2 separate regions of the Homo sapiens genome follow, and region 1 is linked to region 2. A link is a loop called in an ENCODE intact Hi-C map of the cell type or tissue named here. Cell type or tissue: dorsolateral prefrontal cortex. All regions are shown on one strand.

The links. Peaks named below come from ENCODE experiments on the same cell type or tissue, not always from the same donor. Only the 100,000 strongest peaks of a DNase experiment are listed, where the experiment ranks them.
Region 1: a loop joins it to region 2, with 2.5 times the contacts of the local background. A loop is called at or near these places in 2 of 110 quality-filtered maps.

The regions. Positions count from the first base shown.
Region 1 is chr15:29,219,527-29,223,526 of GRCh38, forward strand. The region is part of intron 3 of ENTREP2 (endosomal transmembrane epsin interactor 2); the gene reads right to left. Among named protein-coding and RNA genes, the nearest start is that of NSMCE3, 48 kb to the right of the region's middle. In dorsolateral prefrontal cortex, no CTCF peak of the experiment used is centred here; a DNase peak (open chromatin) is centred at 1,545.
Region 2 is chr15:29,152,712-29,156,711 of GRCh38, forward strand. All of the region lies in intron 4 of ENTREP2 (endosomal transmembrane epsin interactor 2), which reads right to left. Among named protein-coding and RNA genes, the nearest start is that of NSMCE3, 120 kb to the right of the region's middle. In dorsolateral prefrontal cortex, no CTCF peak of the experiment used is centred here; no DNase peak of the experiment used is centred here.

The DNA of each region.
Region 1 (4,000 bases), 67 kb after region 2:
ATAGCAGCACAGTTCGCAATTGCAAAACTGTGGAAACAATCCAAATGCCCATCAGTCAATGAGTGTACAAAGGAACTGTGGTGCATAAATATATATATATATATATATATATATATATATATATATATATATATATATGATGGAATACTACTCAGCCATAAAAAGGAATGAATTAATGGCATTTGCAGTGACCTGGATGAGATTGGAGACTACTATTCTAAGTGAAGTAAATCAAGAATGGAAAACCAAACATCGTATGTTCTCACTAATATGTGGGAGCTAAGCTATGAGGATGCAAAGGTGTAAGAGTAATACAATGGACTGTGGGTACTTGAGGGGAAAAGTAGGAAGGGGGTGAGGGATAAAGGACTACAAATAGGATGCAGTTATGCTGCTCTGGTGATGGGTGCACCAAAATCTCACAAGTCACCACTAAAGATCCTACGCATGCAACCAAATACCACCTGTTCGCCAATAACTTATGGAAAAATAAAAAATAAAAATAAAAAAGAAAATTGGAAATTAAAGCTTTAAGTAGAGAGGCGAGACAGTAGGCCAGAAGTCGCTGTGCTTAATGGCAGCAGCCCTGGCCACCTGCCTGATTTCTAGGGCTTATTTGAGGCTGTGGGCTGGGGAGACCCGCTGGGCTGGCTCAGGGGTCTGCGTGGGCTGGCTCCAGTGCCCAGCCTAGAACCTTCAGGGACTTGGCCTACGCAAAGCCTGGCCTACTAGTTTTCATTTAGCGCATGTGAATTCAGAGAAACCAGGATCAGAAAGGTTCCTATTAGGTCTGTTATGATTCTGTCCAAGCTCATTAGAATTTAAATTTTTACCTTTAAACGCACGTTATTTTTGGCTCTGCATTGCATTTATTATTATATTTTATGCAAAGAAGCCTGGCCTTTATGACCGATCAGTATTTGTGATTTTTCACTTTTCATGCAATTAAAGCCCATTAGAACACAGCCACGTGGCACAGGAAATGCACTCATGTGGCTGAGGAAGGAGAGGAGCTGCCGCATTCTTTGTTTCTAATTGTGCTTTATCTGCTAATTGCGTTTCTACCTGCTCCACAGGAACGGTGGGAAACTTACATCGAAAAATATATATCTAAAGGAATTTAGAACTCCTTTAAAATCTCAAATCTGATGAGAATCTAGGGTTTTCTTTGGTGCATGAACGTGTATACACAAAACATTTAGGAAAAAGTTATTTAATTCCAGAAAATAGAACCTTTATTATATAAATTATACAATTAAGTCTTATAACATTCGTTGACCTTTTAGGGAAAAAAAAAAACTACCTGCTTTTCATTTCTAGCATCAGATATTTCACCTTTATTTTGGTCTTCATTTCGTCATATTCCGTTTGCTAATTCATCTCTTGCTCTGCAACAGATGTTCAAATTATTTGTGAAATAGTAGATCTGAGTCACAGGCTTTTAATTTTTCATTTCATGTGTGCCATCGTGAAGAGGGAGAGAGAGACAGGATGAGAATAAATCTGAGGACTGTGGGAATCTGCGATGCCAGTTGGAACTCCTGCCAAGAAGGAAATTGTCAAGTGAGAGCACCAAGCCAGAATCTGGAGTTCTCTTTGAAAGCATGTCTTCCTAGGACACAGCAACCGTTCCTACAGCCCTGGGAATTTTTACACCACCTTTTAATGCAAATGACACTTTTTTTTTTTTTTTGAGACGGAGTCTAGCTCTGTCGCCCAGGCTGCAGTGCAGTGGCACAATCTTGGCTCACTGCAACCTCTGCCTCCTGGGTTCAAGTGATTCTCCTGCCTCAGCCTCCCAAGTAGCTGGGATTATAGGTGCCCACCACCACGCCCAGCTAATTTTTGTATTTTTAGTAGAGACAGGGTTTCACTGTGTTGGCCAGGCTGGTCTCGAACTCCTGACCTCATGATCTGCCCACCTCGGCCTCTCAAAGTGCTGGGATTACAAGTGTGAGCCACCACGACCGACACTTTCAAGGACAGCTTAGCTTGCTGAGTTAGTAACGTTCACACAAGCCTCCTCTTGAACAGGAAAATAAGACTGGCACTCCTGAGGCACTCTTATCACACGAGAGACATGGAATAAGTTAGAGATTCCTCCTCCCTGTCTTGCCTTCGTCTCCTTCTGAGGCTCTTCTGTTAATAATGTAGACTTGCACTTTTAGGCCCGACTCAGAAATTTCATTAATTAGCACGGTCATCAAAGTAGAGCTCCACTTTGCTGACAGAAAGGGAGAAAGGGCTAAAGAGAATCGTGCTGGGTAACAGGAAAATAAGGAACACTGCACGATTTTCCACCACAGAGACCCAAGCAAGAATGTTCGCAGCAGCAGTGCTTGGAATAACAAAAGATTGGAAAGAATCGACATGAGGTTCTGTCAAGTTAACTTGGGAAAACAGTGTTTCAAAAACATTAAATTAGGAGCTCTCCTGCATGACTTCTCCAACTTGTAACATTTCAGTGTGTGTTGTTGTCAGAGGTGTTTGAACCAGAGTAACTCCATCTTGGATAGGGGCTGGGTAAAATAAGGCTGAGACCTACTGGGCTGCATTCCCAGATGGTTAGGCATTCTAATGAGGTAGGAGGTCAGCACAAGATACAGGTCATAAAGACCTTGCTGATAAAACAGTTTGCAGTAAAGAAGCTGGCCAAATCCCATCAAAACCAAGATGGTGACAAGAGTGATCTCTGGGTCATCCTCACTGCTACACTCCCATCAGCGCCATGAGTTTACAAATCCCATGACAATGTCAGGAAGTTACCCTATATGGTCAAAAAGAAAAGGCATGAATAATCCTCCCCTTGTTTAGCATATCATCACGAAATTACCATGAAAATGGGCAACCAGCATCCCTTAGGGCTGCTCTGCCTATGGAGAGCCATTCTTTATTCCTTTACTTAATAAACTTTCACTTTACTCTATGGGCTCGCCTCTAATTCTTTCTTGCGCAAGATCCAATAGCCCTCTCTTGGGGTCTGGATTGGGACCCCTTTTCGGTAACACTGTCACCCTCCAAGAAGAGAGGCTGAGCATGCTGAGTGGACCACGTTTTCCTCCTCCTCTTCCTTCTTACATTTAAAATAACACCCATTTGCATCTCCCGTCACTCATGCTCAGGAGAATGTGCTGTGAGAAGTGCAGAATGAGATGTTCAGGAGAGGTTCAGGGGCCTGCTTCAGTCTCCAGACATTCCAGCTTCCGAGGGGGCCCTGCAGGGCCACCAGCTCCCTCACGCTCACCCCACTAGGAATTACTCTATTTACAGACAAAAATGCCTGCCAGTTGGTATTTGTCCTTTCCTAGAACATACCATAAATACAAAGCAATAAAGAATAACGTTTTTATGAGTTTAAGTTTTTGTCTGGTCTCTAATCCAGCAGAATAGCATGTGATACAATCTCATGACTTTCAGAGCTATACAGGAGAAAACTGCTCATAGCAGTGTCGTGTGTTTCCAGGCAAAACTGAAAACATGAATACAGCACTGGACACCTGGTCAGTCCTTAACAAATTACTCTCCGTTGCTCAACTTCAATGACAAGAACAAATCAAACAAAGAAGCTGGGCAGGGCTGCTGCTGACTGGTCACCTGACGGCCAATGGACAGTGACTTTTAAAGTTTACTTTCTTTTATTCTTGGGGGAGATCATATAGTATTTGAGGGTATAGTTGGGGAACACCACATTAAAAAATCGCAATTCTTAGCTTCTCTTGAAAAGTTTCGAGTTCCAGGTTCACTAGGCCGTGGGTGGCAGCCGCTCCCTCCAGACAAGTCCTCCTGGTTCTGGGCTGGAGAGAGTTTGTCTGGCTTGGCTCCCGGCAGCCTCTGGGATTCTGTTTCTTCCTCTCTGCAAAGAAAGGTGCCCAGCTCCAATGGCTCTCTATCTTCCATGTGGGGACACCTCTTCTGCTGTCATATCTGCACCTGTGAGCCTGTTCCTTCGTAGACATGCTAGCGGGGAGTCCAGTGGACACAGACACACATACATGGGTTG
Region 2 (4,000 bases):
GTTGTGGGCTATTACAAATAAAGCTGTTGTGAGCCTTTGTTTATAGGTTTTTGTGTGAACATAAGTTTTTGTTTCTCCGAGATAAATGTCCAGGAGCACAATTGCTGATTTGTACAGTAATTGCATGTTTAGTTTTATTTTAAAAACTGAAAAAATGCCTTCCAGAGTGGCTGAACAATTTTTAATTCCCACCAGCAGTGTATGAGTGATTGGGTTTCTCTGCATGATTGCCAACATTTGGTGTCACTGTTTGTGTTTTAGCTATTCTCATAGGTGCATAATGATACTCCTTTATAAAATGTTTTATTTTGCATTTCCCTGATGCTAATGATGTCGAACATCTTTTCATGTGCTTATTTGCCATCTAGAGATCCTCTTTGGTAAAATGTCTGTTCATGTTTTTTGCCCATTTTCTAATTGATTGTAATGTTTACTTTTTTTTTTTTGTAGTGTTGAGTTATGAGAGTTCTTTATGTATTCTAGGTACTAGTTCTTTGTCAGATAGGTGGTTTGCAAATATTTTCCCCCAGACTGTAGCTTGTCTTTTCATGTTTCACATAGAGTCTTAGTCAGCTCAGGCTGCTATTACAAAAATACCATAGACCAGGTAGCTCTAACAACAGTCACTTCTCACAGTCCTGAAGTCTGGAAGTCTGAGATCAGGGTGCCAGCCTGTTGGATTCTGGTAAGGGCCTGCTTCCTGGTTGAAGATGGCTAATGTCTCACTGTGTCCTTGCTTAGTGAAAAGAGGGCAGGGGAGCTCTCTGGTGCCTCTTTTAAAAGTGTATTAATCCCATCATGTGGAATCTACCCTCATGACCTAACAACCTCCCAAAGGCCCTGCCTCCTATTAAATAATAACATATTGGGAATTAGAATTTCAACATATGAATTTTGGAGGGACACAAGCATTAAGTCCATTATATCTGAGTTTTTAAAGAACAAAAAATTTTAATGTTCTTGAGATCCAACTGATCAACTTTTGTTCCATACTTTTGGTGTCAAGTCTAAAACTTTGTCAAGCCCCAGATTGTGAACAGTTTCTCCCATTTTTTTCTGAAAGTTTTTATAGTTTCATAGTTTGCATTTAAGTCTATGCTCCATTTTTGTTCTGAGACAGGGTCTTGCTCTGTTGCCCAGGCTGGAGTGCAGTGGCACAGTCATGGCTCACTGCAGCCTCGACCTTCTGGGCTCAAGTGATCCTCCCACCTCAGCCTCCTCAGTAACTGAGACCACACATGCATACCACTGTGCCCAGCTAATATCATCCATTTTAAGTTAAATTTTGAATAAGATGTGAGTTTTAGGTTTAGGTTCCTTTTTATGTTTTTAATTTCATTTTCCAAATGTTGTTAGTACATAGAAATGTGATTGATTTTTGTATGTCTATGTGATATCTTGAGACTTTGCTGAAATTGATATCTTGGGACTTTGCTGAAATTATTAGTTCTAACAATTTTTTGAAGATGCCAGGGGATTTTCTGTGTAGACAATCAGGCCATCTGCAAGTGTTTTATTGATTTCCTTCCATTTTATTACCTTTTATTATTATTATTGTTCTTTTTTTTTGCCTCGTGGTGCTAGCTAGAACCTTGAGCATTATAAATAAAAATATAAGATGACTAAGATCATGAAAGCAGACATCTCCATCTTGTGCTCTTAGAGGGTAAACTTGATGGAGTTTTAACAGTCGAAGTGCAATATAGCCTTCATTGAGAAGCTTACTCTCAAATCCATGTCAGAAATAGAAAAAAAAAAGATTTAGAATGATAGTATGTCCTTCAATTAAATCTTTTCATATACAAGTGTACAAAATACTGGACACACTCAAAAAGCTATCAGAAAACATGAATCTTTCACCACAAAGGCTATGGCATTAATCAGATTAGTTTCAGTTATCTAATCAAGGGGTTGGCAAGTGCTCAAGAGGAGACGGGGAATGCCACCCTCACTGACATGCTCTGTGCGTGTGCTAGGATGTGGGCACACAGAGTCTAGCAGCATCCTCAGGGCTCGTTCATGTATACATGAGCCCATGTGTTCCAATCTGTAACATCCTCTGGACAATTCCCTGTTCTCCTACAAACATCACTGCCCAATCCCCTTCCTCAGAAGCTGCTCATCAGTTCTCAAGCCCACACTGTGAAACAGTAAAGAAGTGTGATTAGGATAATATCATGGAAGGTGGTTAACATACAGTGTTTAAACACTTTCCCAAGTTTATAGAACCCCATGCACATGTGAAGGCAGAAAAATGAGTCCTGAACTTAAGAAGCGTTAGGCAGAACCGGCCGGGCGTGGTGGCTCATGCCTGTAATCCCAGCACTTTGGGAGGCCAAGGTGGGTGGATCACAAGGTCAGGAGATCGAGACCATCCTGGCTAACACGGTGAAACCCCGTCTCTACTAAAAATACAAAAAATTAGTCGGGCGTGGTGGCCGGCGCCTGTAGTCCCAGCTACTTGGGAGGCTGAGGCAGGAGAATGGCGTGAACCCAGGAGGTGGAGCTTGCAGTGAGCCAAGATCGCGCCACTGCACTCCAGCCTGGGCAACAGAACGAGACTCCATCTCATAAAAAGAAAAAAAAAAAAAAGAAGAAGCGTTAGGCAGAACCAAGGCAAGGCTCAGTTTAGGGCTAACTATTCCCCACTTTGGAGGTAAGGCCTATCCGAGTCCCTGAATGATGTGGGAACAGGCACTGTTCCTGTGTGAGCACCAGGCACTGTTATCACTAATCCTTTCAGGCAGTTCTTTTCCCAGACTCAGGTCGTTTCTTCATATGCACGTGCTAACCAGCATCCAACTGACAACTCCAGGCAGACCCTCTGAAGACCCCCATGTTTCTCTCCTGGTGCAGCTCTGCCCTCGATGGTGCTCTGTCCTAAGAACTCTTGTCTCCAGGCCTTGATCCCCCTCAGACTCTCAGCCCTCTACGCCCACCCCAGGGAGTCTGCAGGGACCCTGCTGTGTTCCCTTTCCAGCACTGAACCTGGAAACTGTCTCAAGGCAGTAAGCTGGGGCAATCGTAGGGCTCACCTCATTTATCACCCACCCCTCAGGGATCAGGGTTCTTCATTGCCTGATAGTGTCTTCCTACACTGTGTTCATTTTGGGGGGCTGTTTCAGGCAGGAGGTTAAATCCAATGTCCTGCTACTCCATCTTGGCCAGAAGCTCTTGGTGGCTTTTTTGTTTGCGTTTTCTAATGTTTGTAGCAGGACTAGGCGGACTGCCTTAGGGATCCTACTATAGGCATCTCCACTGCCCTCCCTGCTCCTACAGCTGCTAGACATGGAGCAGGATGGGGGCTTAGTTGTGGCAAACAGCAGGCACAGGTGGGGCTGGAGGGAGGCTGAGGAGCCTAGATTGTATTTTGCAGGTAATGGAATGCCACTGAAGATGTGTGATGCTGGGAAAGAGGTCATACAACCTGTTTTTTGTTGTTGTTGTTGTTTGTGGTGGTGGTGGCGTTTTTGTTTTGTTTTGTTTTGTTTTTGAGATGGAGTCTTGCTCCAGTCCATGCTGGAGTGCAGTAGCGTGATCTTGGCTCACTGCAACTTCCATCTCCCAGGTTCAAGCGATTCTCCTGCCTCAGCCTCCTGAGTAGCTGGGTCTACAGGTGCCCGCCACCATGGCTGGCTAATTTTTTTTGTATTTTTAGTAGAGATGGGGTTTCACCATGTTGGCCAGGCTGGTCTCGAACTCCTGACCTCAGGTGATCCACCCTCCTCGGCCTCCCAAAGTGCTGGGATTACAAGTGCAAGCCACGGTGCCTAGCCCATGCAACCTGTTTTGAGAATTGATTGAGAAAGACACCTTTGCAGGGAGGGCCTAGCACAGAACTATAGATGGAGTAAACATCGGTTGAAGTGAGACTGGACACAGGGCAGTGACCCGTGAGGCGGTACCGGAGAGGAGTCAAGCAGAGCCCAGGAGGAGGCATGCAGATGCCGGTCTGAGGGTGACTCTGAAGTTCAGAACAAAAGGGCGTGGCTGTTTACTG